Regions from separate parts of the Homo sapiens genome. Here all the other regions are linked to region 2. The links are chromatin contacts, found by Hi-C or POLR2A ChIA-PET in ENCODE. All regions are on one chromosome and are shown on one strand. The core of a region is the stretch at or near the end of the contact, and the rest is flanking DNA. Distances in the headings are between cores, read along the strand shown. Region 1 has its middle 45 kb from the start of LPP-AS2. Region 2 overlaps LPP (LIM domain containing preferred translocation partner in lipoma). Region 3 overlaps LPP (LIM domain containing preferred translocation partner in lipoma).

The links. Hi-C counts contacts between places; a loop is a spot of excess contacts on that map. ChIA-PET counts read pairs that join two places held with the same protein, here RNA polymerase II (POLR2A). Pooled maps may share reads with other maps.
Region 1: a map of CD8-positive, alpha-beta T cell shows a loop between it and region 2 (2.9-fold over the local background). The contact joins two enhancer-like sites. A Hi-C loop is called at or near these places in 1 of 168 maps with a recorded cell type or tissue (CD8-positive, alpha-beta T cell) and 4 of 50 pooled maps. POLR2A ChIA-PET finds 5 or more read pairs at or near these places in 2 of 52 experiments (PC-3 and Panc1).
Region 3: a loop to region 2 is called in a map of gastrocnemius medialis, with 2.3 times the contacts of the local background. The contact joins two enhancer-like sites. A Hi-C loop is called at or near these places in 1 of 168 maps with a recorded cell type or tissue (gastrocnemius medialis) and 4 of 50 pooled maps. POLR2A ChIA-PET finds 5 or more read pairs at or near these places in 1 of 52 experiments (Panc1).

What each region holds. Positions count from the first base shown.
Region 1 is chr3:188,107,716-188,110,415 of GRCh38, reverse strand. No RefSeq gene overlaps it. Among named protein-coding and RNA genes, the nearest start is that of LPP-AS2, 45 kb to the left of the region's middle. Within about 2 kb of position 1,280, at least 2 of the 41 ENCODE cell types and tissues checked have a DNase peak (open chromatin) inside an H3K27ac peak, as active enhancers do.
Region 2 is chr3:188,261,834-188,264,533 of GRCh38, reverse strand. The region is part of intron 2 of LPP (LIM domain containing preferred translocation partner in lipoma); the gene reads right to left. Among named protein-coding and RNA genes, the nearest start is that of FLJ42393, 85 kb to the right of the region's middle. Within about 2 kb of position 1,358, at least 19 of the 41 ENCODE cell types and tissues checked have a DNase peak (open chromatin) inside an H3K27ac peak, as active enhancers do; they include gastrocnemius medialis, where a contact is called at or near this core.
Region 3 is chr3:188,416,005-188,418,704 of GRCh38, reverse strand. All of the region lies in intron 4 of LPP (LIM domain containing preferred translocation partner in lipoma), which reads right to left. Among named protein-coding and RNA genes, the nearest start is that of LPP-AS1, 150 kb to the left of the region's middle. Within about 2 kb of position 1,309, at least 5 of the 41 ENCODE cell types and tissues checked have a DNase peak (open chromatin) inside an H3K27ac peak, as active enhancers do; they include gastrocnemius medialis, where a contact is called at or near this core.

The sequences.
Region 1 (2,700 bases), core at 31-2,530, 150 kb after region 2:
AGGATTATAAACCAGCAATGCCTCTTCTGTCCACTTCCTTCTTGCCATCCCCTCTGCCACTGACTGCTCTTCTTCCATTTTATATTTTGGTAGCTGCCCAAAGGTCCACCTTCCTTATCTCTGTTCCTCCCTCCTTCCTTCCTGTAATGCTGCTAAACAAATCTTTTTAAAATATGTAGCTAATAATTCCACTGCCCAGAAAAGTTCAGTGGCTCTGCCATGACTTCACAGCAGAGTGTGTCTCCTGCCCTTTCCTGCTTTGTTGCCCTTGTTCACGCTGTGCCCTTCAAAGGGAATCCCCTTCCCCTACTGCCACTCAATATCCAAATCATATGCAACTTTCAACATTGAGCATGAATGGTTCTTTATCCATAAAATCTTCTTTGATACCTTCCCACCACACCTAAGCTGGAAACAATTCTTCCTCTTCCTCTTAGACTCTCCAAAATCTTTTTATTTTTTTTTTTGAGAAAGAGTCTTGCTCTTTCACCCAGTCTGGAGTGCAGTGGTGCCATCTCAGCTCACTGCAACCTCCGCTTCCTAGGTTCGAGCAATTCTCCTGCCTCAGCCTCCCCAGTAGCTGAGACTACAGGTGTATGCCATCATGCCCGGCTAATTTTTGTATTTTTAGTGGAGACAGAGTTTCACCATGTTGGCCAGGCCTGTCTTGAGCTCCTGACCTCAGGTGATCCGCCCGCCTTGGCCTCCCAAAGTGCTGGGATTACAGGCATGAGCCAACACTCCCGGCCCAAAATTTTATTTTTCTACTTGTAACTGTATATTTAGTTGCCTAATTGTTTGGCTATGGTCTACTTCCATCAAGTCCTGTGTAAGTTCCATAATGACATTGACCATGTCTTTTTTGGTCACAGTTGTATGACTAGGACATAGTGTCTGTGACCAGTATAATCATGAGTTTTGTGTCCAAACAAAGCTCATAAGGGGAATTCAGAATATCTTGAAAACCTGCTAAAATGATTCCAATAGTAATGCTTTTTTACCCCCACCTCTTCAGCCTGACCCCTGATGAGGGCTACGGTATTCACTTTCTATCTTTCATTAAAGTTATTTGAATGTGGGTGCCTCTCTGCCATCTAGACTAAACTCTTAAAGGACTGGACCTTACCTAATTTATCTGTTTCTCTACCCATCCTGCCACACTACTCATGCCCCGCTAACTTTGACCACATCATGAATTCAGGAAGTAAACAATGAATGAAGTCAATGCTATGCAGGATGACATCTTGTAAATGTAAAAAATGTTGCCTTCCTTTTGGTGTTTTAGTCATGAAGTCCTTGCCTGCGCCTATGTCCTGAATGAACAAGCAACCTACAGAATGGGAGAAAATTTTTGCAATCTACCCATCTGACAGTGGGCTAATATCCAGAATCTACAAAGAACTTAAACAAATTTACAAGAAAAAAACAAACAACCTCATCAAAAAGTGGGCAAAGGATGTGACAGACACTTCTCAAAAGAAGACATTTATGCAGCCGACAGACACATGAAAAAATGCTCATCATCAGTGGTGCAGAGAAATGCAAATCAAACCACAATGAGACACCATCTCACACCAGTTAGCATGGTGATCATTAAAAAGTCAGGAAACAACAGATGCTGAGGAGGATGTGGAGAAATAGGAATGCTTTTACACTCTTGGTGGGAGTATAAACTAGTTCAACCATAGTGGAAGACAGTGTGGCAATTCCTCAAGGATCTAGAACTAGAAATACCATTTGACCCAGTGATCCCATTCCTGGGTATATACCCAAAGGATTATAAATCGTGCTACTATAAAGACACATGCACACGTATGTTCACTGTGGCACTATTCACAATAGCAAAAACTTGTAACCAAACCAAATGTCCACCAATGATAGACTAGATTAAGAAAATGTGGCACATATACACCATGGAATACTGTGCAGCCATAAAAAAGGATGAGTTCATGTCCTTTGCAGGGACATGGATGAAGATGGAAACCATCATTCTGAGCAAACTATCACAAGGACAGAAAACCAAACACCACATGTTCTCACTCATAGGTGGGAACTGAAAAATGAGAACACTGGGACACAGGGCAGGAAACACACGGGGGCCTGTCGTGGGGTAGGGGGCAGGGGGAGGGATAGCATTAAGAGAAATACCGAATGTAAATGACAAGTTAATGGGTGCAGCAAACCAACATGGCACATGTACACCTATGTAACAAACCAGCACGTTGTGCATATGTACTTTAGAACTTAAAGTATAATTAAAAGAAAGAAAGAAAGAAATGTTGCCTTCCTTTGCCTAGAGCAAGCTTGGCTTTGGAATATTTAGACAGTTCAATCCCTTACCTCTGCCAGAGAGAGTCCTTTTGATAAAGAGAATACTTGGTTATATTTTTAAAAAGTTTCAAAGCAAGGGCCAAACATTTCAAAAGGCAAGCAGATGGGCCCTGCAGGTAGCATTCACTGACTAACTAGGATGCTTTCAACTGCCTGTGCTAAAATTGGTGCTAGGGGCTAATGTCCTGCTTGTCTTGCCTCATTAGAAAGTCTTTCTCTTTCTAAGATGTGTTTCAGGGAAAAAAAGAGAAATGAGGGGGAGAGAAAAAGACAGCGTTGGGTTGCCACTGGAGGGAACTGGATCTAGAGATGAAGCATGTAGTTGAAGACCGGACTGATCATTTCACCTTTCATCTCTTTATTACTGCT
Region 2 (2,700 bases), core at 109-2,608:
AAAGAAAAACTAAGACCCAATTCATTTTACATTTTATACCACTTAAGGAAAAACATTTCTCAGAGCAAATGCTTTATGATTCAGAGAATAACATATTCTCATCCCGTTTCCTTTGACTGCTACAGCTCTCCTCTCATTCCTGTCTTCTCCTTGCCTTTCTTCAACTTGGAAGTGGTTATTTGCCCTCAGATGTGGCCTCATAATTATTCCCATTCAAAATCTCTCTCTCTCTTTCTCTCTCCCTCTCTGTCTCTCTCTCTCTCACACACACACACAAAACTAATGTTTGTTCCTATTGTTCTTGCCTTCATTAGAAGGTAACAGATCTATAAAAGGTAGCATGTGCACTTACTCATTTTAAAGAAAGCTTAATAAGCACCTACTAATAAGCATCCTACTCTCCAGCTGTTTATATTCTAGGGGAGGAGATCAAACATGTCCAACACAAACTGCTCAGCAATGTCGAAGGTGATATGTACAAGACAGGCCTACATGACAGAGCTCACCTAGCTCTGGGAACTGTGGAAGGCTTCCTACATAATACACCTTGCACACAGTAGACCCTCCATAAAAGTCTGTTAAGGGGATGAATGAAGAACAAAATCAGTGAGGATTCACTTGAACATGGACTTAAAAGAATGCGTAAGATTTGGGCAAGCCAAAATGAGAACGCCAACAGTTTAGGAGTGAGAGTGACAGCTACAGGGAGGCAGGAAAATGAGAGGACGCTCCCAGCAATGACTAGAAAGAAGTCTGGTGCAAAAGAAAAATGCTATCAGTGATGGGTTAGAAAGGTACTTATTAAATGAGCTAAGAAAAAACTTTCTACGTGACGGATTATGAGCTAGTCACTGTTAAACCCTTTACAAATATTAACTTATTTAATTCTCACAATGACCCTATTCCTATTCCACAAATGAGGAAAGTGAGGAGCAGGGAGGTGCAGCAACCTCCCGGGGAAAGTGTTGCTTGGTGCTGGAGCAGCCTGGCTGCAAGGTGTGGCTCATAACAACTACCTTACTGTATCTCCACAGCCTATCAATGTCTGGGAGGACAGATCATAGAAAGCCTTAAATGCCAGATGGAGGAGTCCACGCTCTCTTCCATATGCAAAAGGAAGCAACTGAAGGTTTTGAGAGAGAAAATAATAGGGTTGGATTTAGGGAAGATGAATAATTTGGCATTTGTGTTGAAGTCTGACTGGAGCTGGTGAATGGATTAGCGCTTAAGTGATGAATCAACTCCAACATCACCCGCTACCCTCTGCCCCATCATACCCTCATAAATCACTGTGTCATTGTTATGTACATAGTCCAACAGGATATCCAGTAATTTTTCTGTGTACACTCAGACTCTGAAATTTGATTTGTATATTGGAATAGTTTGTTCCCATCTGATTTCCGGGCCGAGGATTCCATGGAGGGATGGCATGGCTGCAGTCAGCAGTGAATGGCCTCTTAGTCTAGCCGGAACACTCCAAGAGGCAGCATTGTACATGTACTGAATAGTCACAAAAATAGCTCAGCTAAAGGACACAGAAAAAAAAAAACTGCACTCTTTGGAGCTGACGTATTTTTCCTTTTCTCCCTCTGCCACTGTTTCTATGACCTAGTAAGGAGGCATCACTGTAGAATGGAAAAAGCACTGAACGAAAATTCAGGAGACCTGGGTTCGAGCACAGATTACCACTTTTTTTTTTTTAACATGATTTCAGACAAGTTCTAGATTTCAGTTTTCCTATCTGTAAAATGAGAGACTGATTCTTAACTCGAGTGATTTTTTTTCCCCGTGTGTGTGTGTGAGACAGAGAGAGAAAGACAGAGAGAGGAGAGAGGAGAGAGAGAAAGAAGAGGAGAAAGAGAACTGAGATAGAGTGAGAGACAGAGAAGAGAGAGAGACAAGAGAGAGAGAGAGATGAGGGGGTGTCAAAAATATACAAGTGCATTTGGGGTGAGATAAGTTTATTTTAAATCTTGAATCCTTTAAAAACGTTACATAAAATAGAGCTGAGAACTAGGTTACAGAGGGTGAGTTAAGATTTTAAAACTTGAGGTCTGATAGCAAAATGGACTTCTACAAATAAAATGTCACAGTAGTTAGCTGTAAGGGGTGGGATTACAGGTACAATCCTTTTCATTTTATAGTTTCCTGTATATTGAAAACCTATACATGAGTACATATTACTTTCACTGTTAAAAAAAAAAACACTATTTTCAATATCTATTTTATTATTAAGAATTTTAAGACTACCCATAATCGTGCTTGGTAGGGAATATCGGTAGAGTCAAGCAGCTCGTTGGCAATGTGAGATGCAGTCTCCTCATTTTTGTAAAGGAAAGGCAGGCTGGAGACCATCATCATCAACTCTGCACTGCCTCAAACCCCTTCGGGGTATATACCCTGGCTTCTAGATGTGTCCTCTTCCCACCAGCCTGGGAGAGAGCCGAATCCCATGCATTCGTCAACCCCAGCATGTAGCACAGTGCCTGCCACATCCTAAATACTTAGGCAACAGTTTCTAACTTAAGAAACAACCTTTCTAAGAACCACTACAGTAGGAAATGAAGATAATATTCAGTTATATCTAACGAACTGTGGTGCTTTTGTCTTTGTTTTATAGACAGAGTTGCACTCTGTGACCCAAGCTGAAGTGCAATGGCACCGTTCTAGCTCACTGCAGCCTTAAACTCCTGGGTTCAA
Region 3 (2,700 bases), core at 60-2,559, 150 kb before region 2:
CCATGCACAGGAGATTGATTTTAAGCAATTTTCACACATTATTTGGATGACCTTAACCTTCAAATCGCTCTGGATAGTAATAATTCGGGAAAATAATGATGGAAAAATTATTTCATTTAATACAAGTAATAATGGCATTAACATGAGATACAGTGTACTGCTGAGGAACAGCTACAGACTTGGATTTAGGAGACAAGGGTTCAATTCCCAGCTTTGCAATATGCTAGTTATTTCACTTTACATACATTATACTTGGCAGATTGAGGGTGATAATAACTTTTTTACAGAGTAGCTAGAAAGATAAAGTAAGCAGTAAAGCAAAGTGGACTTCAGATGAAATGGAAGCTAATAAATCCACTACAATATTTTTCAAATAGTTAAGATACTGTTCTGCCAGATAAGTTGTTTTAGTAATTGTAATAATTCATTATTACCAAATAGTGTTTATCGTACATTACCAATACTTAAGGGAAGATACTAAAATTTGGTCAAATGTGACTTCTACATTTATTAGCCTAACCTTGGGTCTCTGAATCACAGATTTTTCATTTGTCTTTAGGAACCATAATAATGTAGGAACTATAATAACGTTGCAGGATATTCTGGTGATTAAACTAGATATTATGTGAGAAAGTGCTCTAAAATTTATTCACATTTGTGCACACTCATACAAACACATTTTAAAATTACAAGTTGTAATGAACATTTCACAATAAAATCCTTCTTTCATTGCTTCCTGTTTTCTCAGGATTACCCCAACGTGTGAACAAGTAAGAGAGCAAAACAAAACAAAAAATGATTAAGTTAGCTTACAACTCCATTCTTAAGCGTGTGTGTTTGACTAGGTAAAAAAAGCTGCCTGAAATTATTTCAGGAGATTTAAAGAGAATTGCCTTTTGCTTTTTCTTTCTTGCCTTAGCATTTGTATGCACAGGCACATTTCATTCTAAAATATAACAGACAAGTGCAGAGAGATAGCAATAGTACTTCTGGCCAGTACCTCCAGGAAAGTACTTCTTGCCTGTGGTATAAGATCATATTTCTTGGTCCTTCCTCTCTGAAGCTACCTAACTTCCTGGAGCTATTTCTAGAGGTAAGTTTCAGAGCACGCTAGAACATTTAGGTCTACCCATAGTGAAGTCACTCTGTTCACATTGCAAAGCTATTCCCAGGAGCCCAGATGCATTGCCTGAGGACATCAGCAAAGAGCTGCCAAAATTACAAGGGTCAGGATGGGGGCCATTCTCTGCTTTTGCACATGCTGTTCCCTTTACTTGGCATGCCATGCTGTCCACCACCCTTTTCTGCTTGGTAAACAACTAACTCATTCTCCAACACTCAGATCAGATGTGTCCTCGTCTGTGATGCTTTCCCCAGTTCCTCCTAGAGGACATCCTTCATATTATATTACGGCACTAAATTTACATAATGCAATTTTTATGCACATGTGGTGCCTGTTATATGTCTATCTTGACTAGTAGACTTATCTATTCTGTTTGAAGACAGCGACATACAGAACAATGTAAAGAACATATAATAAGGGAGAGTGCTGGAAGAGCAAACTGCTAGAAGACTCAGGATGCCACATCCCAATGACCTATACTCCTCTGCCCCAGGTGCTGTCCTCAGCCATCAGGTCTCTCTGAATGCAGTAATTTTAAGAAAGGATGATAAAAATATCATACTGATTTTTTTTAAGTTCTTTAGGTTAATCGTTATTCTAGGGTATGATTTCTTTATATGGTATATTTGCCCAAAGGCTCAGGTGTCAGATTTATTTTTATAATGTCCATAATGAATCCATTTTTAGATAATTTACATAGGCCTACTGTGACCCAAAATTGGCTGAGATTTCAGGCATTGCTACCCAAAGCAACACAATAGCAAGAGCTCTGTAATGCAGAAGCTTGTCCATGGCTAGGGCATTCTCGAAGAATCCATTTTTTTGTTGTTGTTTGAAATTTTCTGGTTTTGGATCCCAAATAAAATGACCCAGGACAACATATGCAAACGATTGGTGTCTATAATGAAAGCACTGAGGGAAAAGAATAGCAACATGAAAGATGCTCTAGGTCTCTGAATCTGTACAATGTTCACAAGATAAAGACTCTCAAGACTTCAAAAGCTACCATCATTAACTACGGGAGGAAGAGTACACTCTCAGGACTTGGAGAAGGTTCAAAGGAGATTAAGGCACTGGTCCCTGAAGTTAATGAAATAAATGAGTGGTTCCCAAACGTTGGTTGAGCATCAATCACAATTCCCGGGAAGTTCTGTTTTATTTTTTATTTTGCTTTGTTTTAATGCAGATTCCTGGGCCCCATGGCCAGATATTTTGATTCTGTAAAATTGTGATGGGACCTAGGACTTGCTTTAATTTTTTTCTTTTGAAAAATGTTCTCCAAGTCTTTCTGATGACTGGCCAGCTTTGAAAACCACAGGTTTAAGCCATACATTTTGGCAGGGATACATATAGCAGTGATCTTTCAAAGTATCATGCAAGCAATTCAGATGGCATGTAAGATAGCACTTTGAGTAAGAGAAGAATACATTAAGATATCTATATGCATTCCTTTATTTTACTATTATTAATTTTTTTTTAAATATGGACTCATAGAAAGTTGCAAAAATAGTACAGAGTTTCCATGTACATTTTACCCAGGTTCCCTAAATGGTAATGCTCATAAAGCTGTAATACAT